Linked DNA regions of Homo sapiens: region 1 is linked to region 2. Evidence: chromatin loops called from intact Hi-C (ENCODE). Cell type or tissue: PC-3. All regions are shown on one strand. Links, peaks and the distances in the headings refer to the core of each region. The heading gives the core; the rest is flanking DNA. Region 1 overlaps LINC01727 (long intergenic non-protein coding RNA 1727). Region 2 has its middle 110 kb from the start of LINC03083.

Region 1 (4,395 bases), core at 120-4,119, 750 kb before region 2:
ATTAAATGCATTTTTACTTACATTTTTTCAACTTATTATGGGTTTATGGGATGTAATCTCATTTTAAGTCAAGAAGTGTGTTTATTCAATGACTTGATATAGATTCTGTATTAGAAAACTGTATTTTAGCAATGTATTTTAGCAATTCCCAAGTGTACCAATTATATTATGCTTAGGTAAGGGTGTGTCTTTGTTCTTAAGAGACACACACCAAAGCATTTAGGCATCAAGTGTTATGATGTCTATAGATAATTCCAAAGTGTGATAAAAACTAATAGAGAGCAGATGTGGCAAAAGGTTAACACCGGGTGGATCTACATTTGGTGAAGCACTTACAAGCACACATTGCACTTGTTCGTACAATTTTTTTCAAAGGCTGTTTTTTTTTTCCTAAAGAAAAATAAAGGAGAGAAAAAACTGATGAGGAAGCCTAGTATTGACAAGGTCGTGGGGCACTGGAAATTCTCCTGCGCAGCTGTTGGGAGTGTGAGCTGGCACATGCTGCCTGGAGGGAAGTCGGGCACATAGTAAAGCATAAATCGAGCATACACTTTGACCCACAAACTCCACAGCCCACCGCTTTCAGGTTAACTTAGAGAGAACTCACTAACGTGCAAAGATGTATATGCCCTAAAGTTTCACTGCAATCTTATTTTTTATACCAGAAAAGTAGGAAATGGCTTAATGTCCATCACTGGAAAACTGGTAAGTAAATTATGTTCATTTCTAGCCTACTAGTCAAGATCCTGGGCTCTGAGGTCAGATACCCTGGCAGTGCTGATCAATTTTCTTGTGCCACAGCCTGTTCATCTGCTTAATGGGCATAATACAAACTCCCGTTCTGTAGAGTCATTATGAGATTATGCAAGACCATGTATGTGCCTGGCATATAGCAGGTATGAAATCAGTATTATATACCATTAGCTTTATGTAATTGATAAAAAACGATGAGGCCTACCTTTATTTATGGACCTGGAAAGACGCTTCTGTCATAGTGTTGAATGAAAAAGTAGGTTATGGGATAGAGGAGTACAAGGTCTGATTGCACTTGTGTAAAAGTACATTTTTAATTCCCGTTTGAATATATTCGTAGCAAGATGTCTGGAAGATTGGCCACCTAAGCGTTAATAATGGGTCCCTAAGGTGAGGACGCTTCCAGTCTTTTATTTCCTTCTTTGTACATTTCTATATCCTTCCTTTTTTTCTTTTTTTCTTACAACACATGTAACAGTTTTACAATCAGATTCTATTTAATTGTAAAAATATTAATAAATCAGATCCATGGATCTTGCCTGCTCAGACCTGACTTTGTCTGAAGGGTTGACCAGATGCCCTGCTGATTGAGACCCCAGAGGCTACTTGCCTACCTTTGGTACAAGTCACTGTCCCTTCTCTCAGCCTGAGTGTTCTCTCTGCCAGGCACGCCGGAGGCATTTACGTGTTCAGCTCTTTGTTCTCTCCATGGGATTATGTTTTCCCCACATTTCTACCTCATTTTCACGCAGCCTGCAGCGTGTGTGTGAAGCATGTGTTTGGCTCAAGGGATGACAACACACCTGCAGAGGATTCACTGAAGCCTACCTTGGGGGGCACTCAGCTCTTTTCTGGGTGTTTTCTAAGGGCATCCACACTGTCCGGCAGAAATCCAGTTTGCAGCACCGTTTCCTCCCCAAGCCTGGTTTTCTGCAGCCTGGTCCCTCACCAAGGTGCCAGGATTGAGCTGACCACGAGATGGCAGTCTTTCCTTGCATCAGGCTGGCCGAAGCCTGCATCCCCAGACCTGTGTGCTTCTGAATCCAGCTTCTGTGCTGCCCGAAGCAATTTCAGCAAAGAGATTATTGACTAAAGAGACCTTCACTAAAGAAGAAAACAGTAGGATTAAATATTCGGAAACAGAAGAACTCGAAGAAGAAAATACAATTTCCCAACGTCACATGCTCACCCATCCTTCTCCTCTTCAACAAAAGTCACAACAGTTGTGTGTCCATTTGCAGTCTGGGGTAGAATTAGAATTGCCAAGCATCCCAGTGAGGTCTGAATCCACATTCCTTTATTTCTTTGTGCCACTCAAAGCCAGATATTGATGTCTGAAAACAAGATACATAAGCTTCATTATTTAAGTGTCTCTTCCTTAAACAAGACCGCTTTAATACTTAACAAGGTAGGGAAGCTACATAATTTAAAATCTATGCGACAAGAAATAAGAAATTATTTGTAGCGGGCTCCACTTTTACACCCACCAACAAAGAAAGACATTCACAATTTTTTGCCTTCCCAGGGCCCCAAAATACAACACAGGCCTGTTCTCCTGCTCCGGGCAGAAGCCGCAGCTGAAACTGTTCTTTATCAGCTTTTCTTTCTCAATATTTACCAACCAATAAATCTTTTTTCCCCTAAGACAACTGACATTCGAATCCTGTTCATGTGGAGGCTTGTTATCCAAATAATATTAAATAAACTGCTTCATTTTCTACTGAAAAAGTATGAAGATGGTTTTTGTTTTCTTTGCTGGTCAATATTGCAGAAGAGAGGGGCTGCTCTCATCCATGGGAAGGACAGCTGCCTGCCTGCAATGAGCACATCTCAATCTCCGAGCCTCCTGCAGAGGTGCCTCCTCTCTGTCCTGTCCTGGAGCCATGAAAGCTCATCTTCAGGCTCCCACAGTCCCTGCTCTGTGGCACCAGCAGGGTCGAGCCTGTCTGTACCATTGTCACGGTCATAACTGAGGACCCCATAGAATGTTGCCGGAGCTGCAGGAGTATTTTGCCCATTTTCCAAAGTGGAATAAGTCAGTCTTTTGAGAAAAATTACAATTCTGTTGTTCCACAAGCCAATTCCAGCTTCCTTTTTTTTTTAGACAAGGTCTCACTCCATCGCCCAGACTGGAGTGCAGTTGCGTGGTCATGTCTCACTATAGTCCCACGTGATCTTCCCACCTCAGCCTCTCAGGTAGCTTGGGATTACAGGTGCACACCTCCACACCCAGCTAATTTTTTATATTTTTGGTAGAGATGGAGTTTCACCATGTTGCCCAGGCTGGTCTTGAACTCCCGGGCTCAAGCAATCCTCCTGCCTCAACCTCTCGAAGTGCTGGGATTCCAAGCATAAGCCAGGGCGCCCAGCTCAGCTCCCGCTCTTTCCTCTGTCAGAGGAGTGTGTAGTGCCAATGGTCACAGAGCTGGCCAGAGGGGTCAGGAGGGAGGACGTCTGGGCTAGCTCTTCTGCTAACTTCCTGGGAGGATCAGCAATGAGACTTGCGTCTCTGGGCCTCAGTTTCTCCATTCATACAAGGAAATGTTGGACCTGACTTTCTTTTAAACCTTCCCATGTTGCTACTTATCAAGGATCTGAAATAAAGGAGGAGGCTTTGGAGCTGGCTTGGTCTTAGTGGAAATTAAACATCTGAGTCCCTAAAGAAACTTCTAGGGAAGAAAAAAAAGCTTTTGAAGATTAATAGTAGCAGATAATATTTACTTGGAGATGTCTCTGTCCTAGGTACCATTCTAAATTTTGGTCATATGATTTAATTTAACTCCCATAACACCCCCATATTTTTGTACCCACTTGACACTCAAGGGAGCTGAAGCACTGAGGGGTGCCTGACTTCCCCAGGGATCGCATCGCTTGGAAAGATTGGAAAAATGGGAAGCCAGGTGGCTTGGCTCCAGGGTTCATTCTCTTAACTTCCTAACCCCACAGCTGGCAGCAAGCCCAGGAAACCTCTGAGGGCTGCCGCAGCCAGGGTGGGTTGTGGGGTGGAGCTGGAGCTAGAGGCTCTGGCAGTTGGAGTCATGGGCCCTGGCCTTGAGCACTGCTCTGTGAGTGCTCTTGTCTCTTTCTCTCGTCTTTATTTGGCCTTTACTCAGATAGACGTTGCCGGGGTGATAGTCATGCTCATCAGTATACCCAGATTTCTGACATGATTTTATTACTACATAAATAAGACATGAGTAATGTTTCCTCATTAAAAAAAAAACTCCAAGAATTACAAGTAAGACTAAAAATCCCCTTTGAGCACCACTGCTCTCGGTTTCCTCCTCTCCTACTACAGGAGATATTGTCATCGTTTTGGATGTTGCACTACAAATTATTTTCTATGAGGTATGTACCCTTAGAAAACCTGTGGTCACGCTTTGTAGTTTATGAGGTTCTGTTTCCTTCAGCAATGCTATCGTGCTGCGTGTATTATTTGGAAATCGCTTTCCTCGGTCAACAGTGCATCTTGAGACACTTCCATGTTCCCACTTACAGATATGTCTTGTGAGCATCCCATTGTATGAATGAATCTGAGTTTATCTGTCCATCCCCGTTTTGATGGCCATTTAGGGCATTTCTAAATTCGTATTTTTCCAGAAATTGCCATAATGTATTTCCTTTCACATACTGCCTCATGCA
Region 2 (4,395 bases), core at 285-4,284:
CCAAGCCACGCCACCTCTGAAATCCCATCAACTCCTTTCTGAGGAGGAACTAATAGTCTATGTCAAATCTTTTAAAGTGTTCTTACCACACACACTAATAATTATTATAATAGAGGAGATGGGAAGAAACTTTGGGAAGGGATGGATGTCTATGGCCTTGATGGTAGTGATGATTTCACTGGTGTCTGCTTCTCCCCAAACTCATCAAGTTGTACACATTAATTACACACAGCTTTATACAAGTCAATCATACCTCGATAATGTGGTTTCAAAAATATTTTTGTGCGTTAGATTTCCAGTTTATTTTCTGCATGGAAGAATGTATACAGGTCTCTCTCTCTCTGGGTGTGGGTCCAATCATTTACAAGTTCTTTTGTTATCTTCTAAAGATTTCAAATTCACAAACCTTACACAAAGGGACTGTGTGTGGCCACCACGGTTGAATGAAACTTGCCCAGTTATTACAGCCAGGGTTCTGGAGTTCTGAGAGAACTAGGCAAGTGGCTTCCCACACAGAATGATGTCTTACTGAAACTCATTTCTATTGAGTCATTTAAAGGTACAATCTGGCCAGGCATGGTGGCTCACACCTGTAATCCCAGCACTTCAGGAGGACAAGGCGGATGGACCACTTCAAGCCAGGAGTTTGAGACCAGTCTGGCCAACATGGCAAAACCCTCTCTCTACTAAAAATGCAAAAATTAGCCTGGCGTGGTGGTGCACACCTGTAATCCCAGCTGCTCAGGAGGCTGAGGCAGGAGAATCACTTCAATCTGGGAGGCAGAGTTTGCAGTGAGTGGAGATCGCACCACTGTACTCCAGCCTGGGCTATAGAGAGAGACTTCATCTAAAAAAAAAAAAAAGTACAATCTTAAAATTCTTAGGACTAGAGGCCAAAAGATGGTGTCTTTTTTTTTTAGTGCTTCTTTTCACTCCTCAATATATTTCTATGCCAAAGACTAAGAATATTTGCCCAAATTTTGCCAGCTCCATCTCTTCCCTCCTCTTCAAGAACTCTCTCTAGAGGAAGTGAGCTAAGTTCTCCAGAGCTTTCTTTCACGGGATATGGAGAAAACACATAACATCAACCACCTTTGGTGCAGGAAGAAAACTAATTAGATGGGCAATGCTGTAAGCCATATCTATTTGTTTTAGATTTTCTTCAGTCTAAAAGAGTTGAGCCTGAAATGGATAAATGTGTCATTTCCCTTGAATGTGAGTGAGTATTAGAGACTCATTCTCCTAGACCCATTGAGTACTCTGTAATTCAAGGGCTTTTTCTTTATTCCTCCAATAAAAATGTCTTGAGGTTTTCTGGAAGTGGAGACCGAAAACACATGAGGGCTTCCTCTCACTGGTTTTGACTCTGATTTTTCAAAGAAGTTGGGTGCACCAGAGATAGAGATGTGGACAAAGTGGTCAGACACACACATCGTTCACTCCGTAATGCACACTAACACACTCATAGTGATTCCGTGAGCTCTTATTTTCTGCATTTGAACATTTCTTTCTTGCTGTATTATGCTTCTACGCCTCTGTTATTAGATGCACCTGCTCATACAAGTTTGCTATCATTTATCTCACTTACAGTAACATCGAGCACACCATTAGTGTTGCTTAGAATTACCCCAGCTCCAATGAAGATGCCTTAATAGTTTTGAAGGAACGCCACCCAAATTACAGTGTGTGGGTGAGAGAGTTCACCAGTCTATAAATGTGAAGATCTTCAAGCATTGTGCTACATTCTCTTTTATTCATTTTCTCTGAAGCAGGTTAAACCTCTTGAATTAAGATCTATGCTCAGATGCCAATGGAAATGGAGTGTGTTCAGAAACTGATGTTTACTTGAATGTGTTTATTGCTTAAGTGTCATTTCTGCCTTCATCCCTTTCATTGTCTTTTTGAGCTTTGAGAAAGGAATCCAGTATTTCCAGTTTTTTCTTTATCATTTCTCCCAAATATGTGCTATTTGAGTTGTTATGGCTGAGAGCTATAATAACTTTCTTTTTTTTAATTGCCCTACTAAATTTTAAAAATAATAGTTAAGGAAGCTTTAGTTGATTTCAATTAAGAGATGCTATGTAATGCAATTAAGAAATGCTGTATAAATTGCCTTCCATTCCAACAGTGAAAAGAATTCATGTTGCTTTTTAGGATTCTACATGCCTCTTTAAGTCCATGTACAGCCTAACGCCACAGTCATTCCCTTCCTAATTTCTATCTTGCAGAGGCAGGAGAGAATCATGGCCAATGGCAGTATTGCAAGCATTGCTGTGCTTGTGCGCCCCCTGCTGGCTTAGTTTTTGCTAACAGCTGTTGAGGGGCTAGATCCCAGAGGAAACGGGTACTTACTTTGGTTGAAATCAGCAGAAAAGAATGACGATGACTAACTTGTCTTCTACTGTCTAAGCTTTCAGGAGCTTAGACCGTCGCCCAAATGGGCAAGAGTGCATATTTTTAGCAATGTCTTGCTTTTCTCATGACTGTCCCAGGAAGTTAGTTCCTTATGCTTTTAAAGCACCTGTCAACAGCACTGTCTTAACCTTTATCGTAGAAAACGGATGCTCCAGGCAGGACCCTTGGGCATGAGGAAGGGGTGTGTGTGTGTGTGTTTGTGTGTGTGTGTGTGTGTGTGCGATTTTGTCCCGTTGTCCCATTTCCATCAAGTCCTCCATTTTTAAAAATATAAGCAACTGACATTTTCTCAGCCTTCTAAGAGGTGAAATAGACATGTGGCTTCAAGGTCCCCACCTCACTACCAGCCGCTTCCAACCCAACAACGGTTTCTACATAGAAACTCTGGGCCACCCACCCGGCTTACAGTGTGCTGAAACGTATCTGTTTAACTGTCCACTGTTACATAATGGAAATGTTACCAAATGGTGATTCTGAAATTTTCCTGTGCCTCCAAAACATAGCTTATTTTCCATTCTCTGACAACCAGCCAATCCCCTAGGCATTACCATCCCCCTGTAGGTAGCCAGCTGAAGCCCAAGCTGTGTTCATCTCTGGATTGCAACATCCCTGAACACGACTGACGAGTGATGGGGCTGACCTCCCAGGCACATGTTAGAATGGATAGTGTAAATCAACGCTTCTTTGGGACCAAGATCTCAGACTGTCACAATAGGAAAACAGAGAGAATCTCCTTGGATTGGTGCAGAGCAAACATGGCTGTGGTTCTTGGCCAGCGCAGGCTGCCCTGAAGCAGTAGTGCCCTGTACACTGGCGGGATGTGGTGCTCTTCCCCATCTCTGCCACAGCCAGACCCAGTCCATGCTACACTGTCTCTCCTGTGCCCTCACAGCAGCCTCCCAGCACTTCTTCCCATTTCCATTTGTCCTTCTTACAATCCGCTCTTCCACCCTGAGTCAGAGTATTCTCCCAAATCCCAAACTGATCCAGCTTGCCCTTTGGATTAAAACTTTTCAGGGATGGACACAGTGGCTCACGCCTGTAATCCCAGCATTTTGGGAGGCCAAGGTGGGAGAATCACTTGAGGTCAGGAGTTTGAGACTAGCCTGGCCAACATGGTGAAACCCAATCTCTACTAAAAATACAAAAATTAGCTGGGCATGGTGGCGTGTGCCTATAATCCCAGCTACTCAGGAGGCTGAGGCAGGAGAATTGCTTGAATCTGGGAGGTGGAGGTTGCAGTGAGCTGAGATTGTGCCACTGCACTCCAGCCTGGGCAACAGAGCAAGACTTCATCTCAAAAAAAAACAAACAACAACAACAAAACTTTTCAAAGATTTTCTGTTGCTTGTTGAAAAACAACTAAAATCCTCAGCTTAGCTTACCAGGCCAGTGGGACCTCTCATCTATCCTTCCAATCAACCTTAGGTCTGAAGAGCCTCCTCTGTTTGCATTGTGAATTTTGTGTGTGCATCCAACATTGAACTTTAAGCTCTATAAGGACAGAGCAGGAGCCAGTCATTGTATCCATGGTGCCTAGTGCAGAGCCTGGTATACAGTGGGTTATCCATGGTTCTGACTATTTGCTGAATCAATATGTGAATAACTTGGGTGGCAGCATGGAGAGTTTCAGCAGCAGTGAGAGGCAGTGCCAATAAAGAGGAATACTAGTCCCTTTAGGGCTAACAGGAAAGAGCTCCTTGGTGACAGTAGCTTGCCTCCCTACTCACACTGCTGCATCAGCAGCAAAATAATCAACCACAGACATCTCCAAGTGGAGCCAGAAGATGACAGGCACCATGCTTTAACTGGGAGATCTCGTTGGTGAGCAGAGCTGAGATGCCTCCCGCTCAGGTGCTGAGAAATGTTGGGAGGACCAGAGTTCCAGAAAGTTCCCTGCCCAGGGATAGAGCTCAAAGAAATATGTTTTCTTTTCTCATTATCACTTGTTAAGGTTTTAGGAGTAGGCATATAAAATTA

What was found. Peaks named below come from ENCODE experiments on the same cell type or tissue, not always from the same donor. Only the 100,000 strongest peaks of a DNase experiment are listed, where the experiment ranks them.
Region 1: it touches region 2 in a loop (11-fold over the local background); 16 of 110 quality-filtered maps call a loop at or near these places.

What each region holds. Positions count from the first base shown.
Region 1 is chr20:21,613,075-21,617,469 of GRCh38, reverse strand. It overlaps LINC01727 (long intergenic non-protein coding RNA 1727), which reads right to left. Exons shown (of 4, transcript NR_109880.1): 3 at 1,943-2,087; 4 at 1,748-1,808. The region is part of intron 3 of LINC01726 (long intergenic non-protein coding RNA 1726); the gene reads left to right. Among named protein-coding and RNA genes, the nearest start is that of LINC01727, 45 kb to the right of the region's middle. In PC-3, for the core only: CTCF peaks have their summits at 1,527 and 1,728 (motif pointing right); a DNase peak (open chromatin) is centred at 1,739; H3K27me3 peaks cover 1,528 bases.
Region 2 is chr20:20,858,274-20,862,668 of GRCh38, reverse strand. No RefSeq gene overlaps it. Among named protein-coding and RNA genes, the nearest start is that of LINC03083, 110 kb to the left of the region's middle. In PC-3, for the core only: a CTCF peak has its summit at 2,281 (motif pointing left); a DNase peak (open chromatin) is centred at 2,308; H3K27me3 peaks cover 628 bases.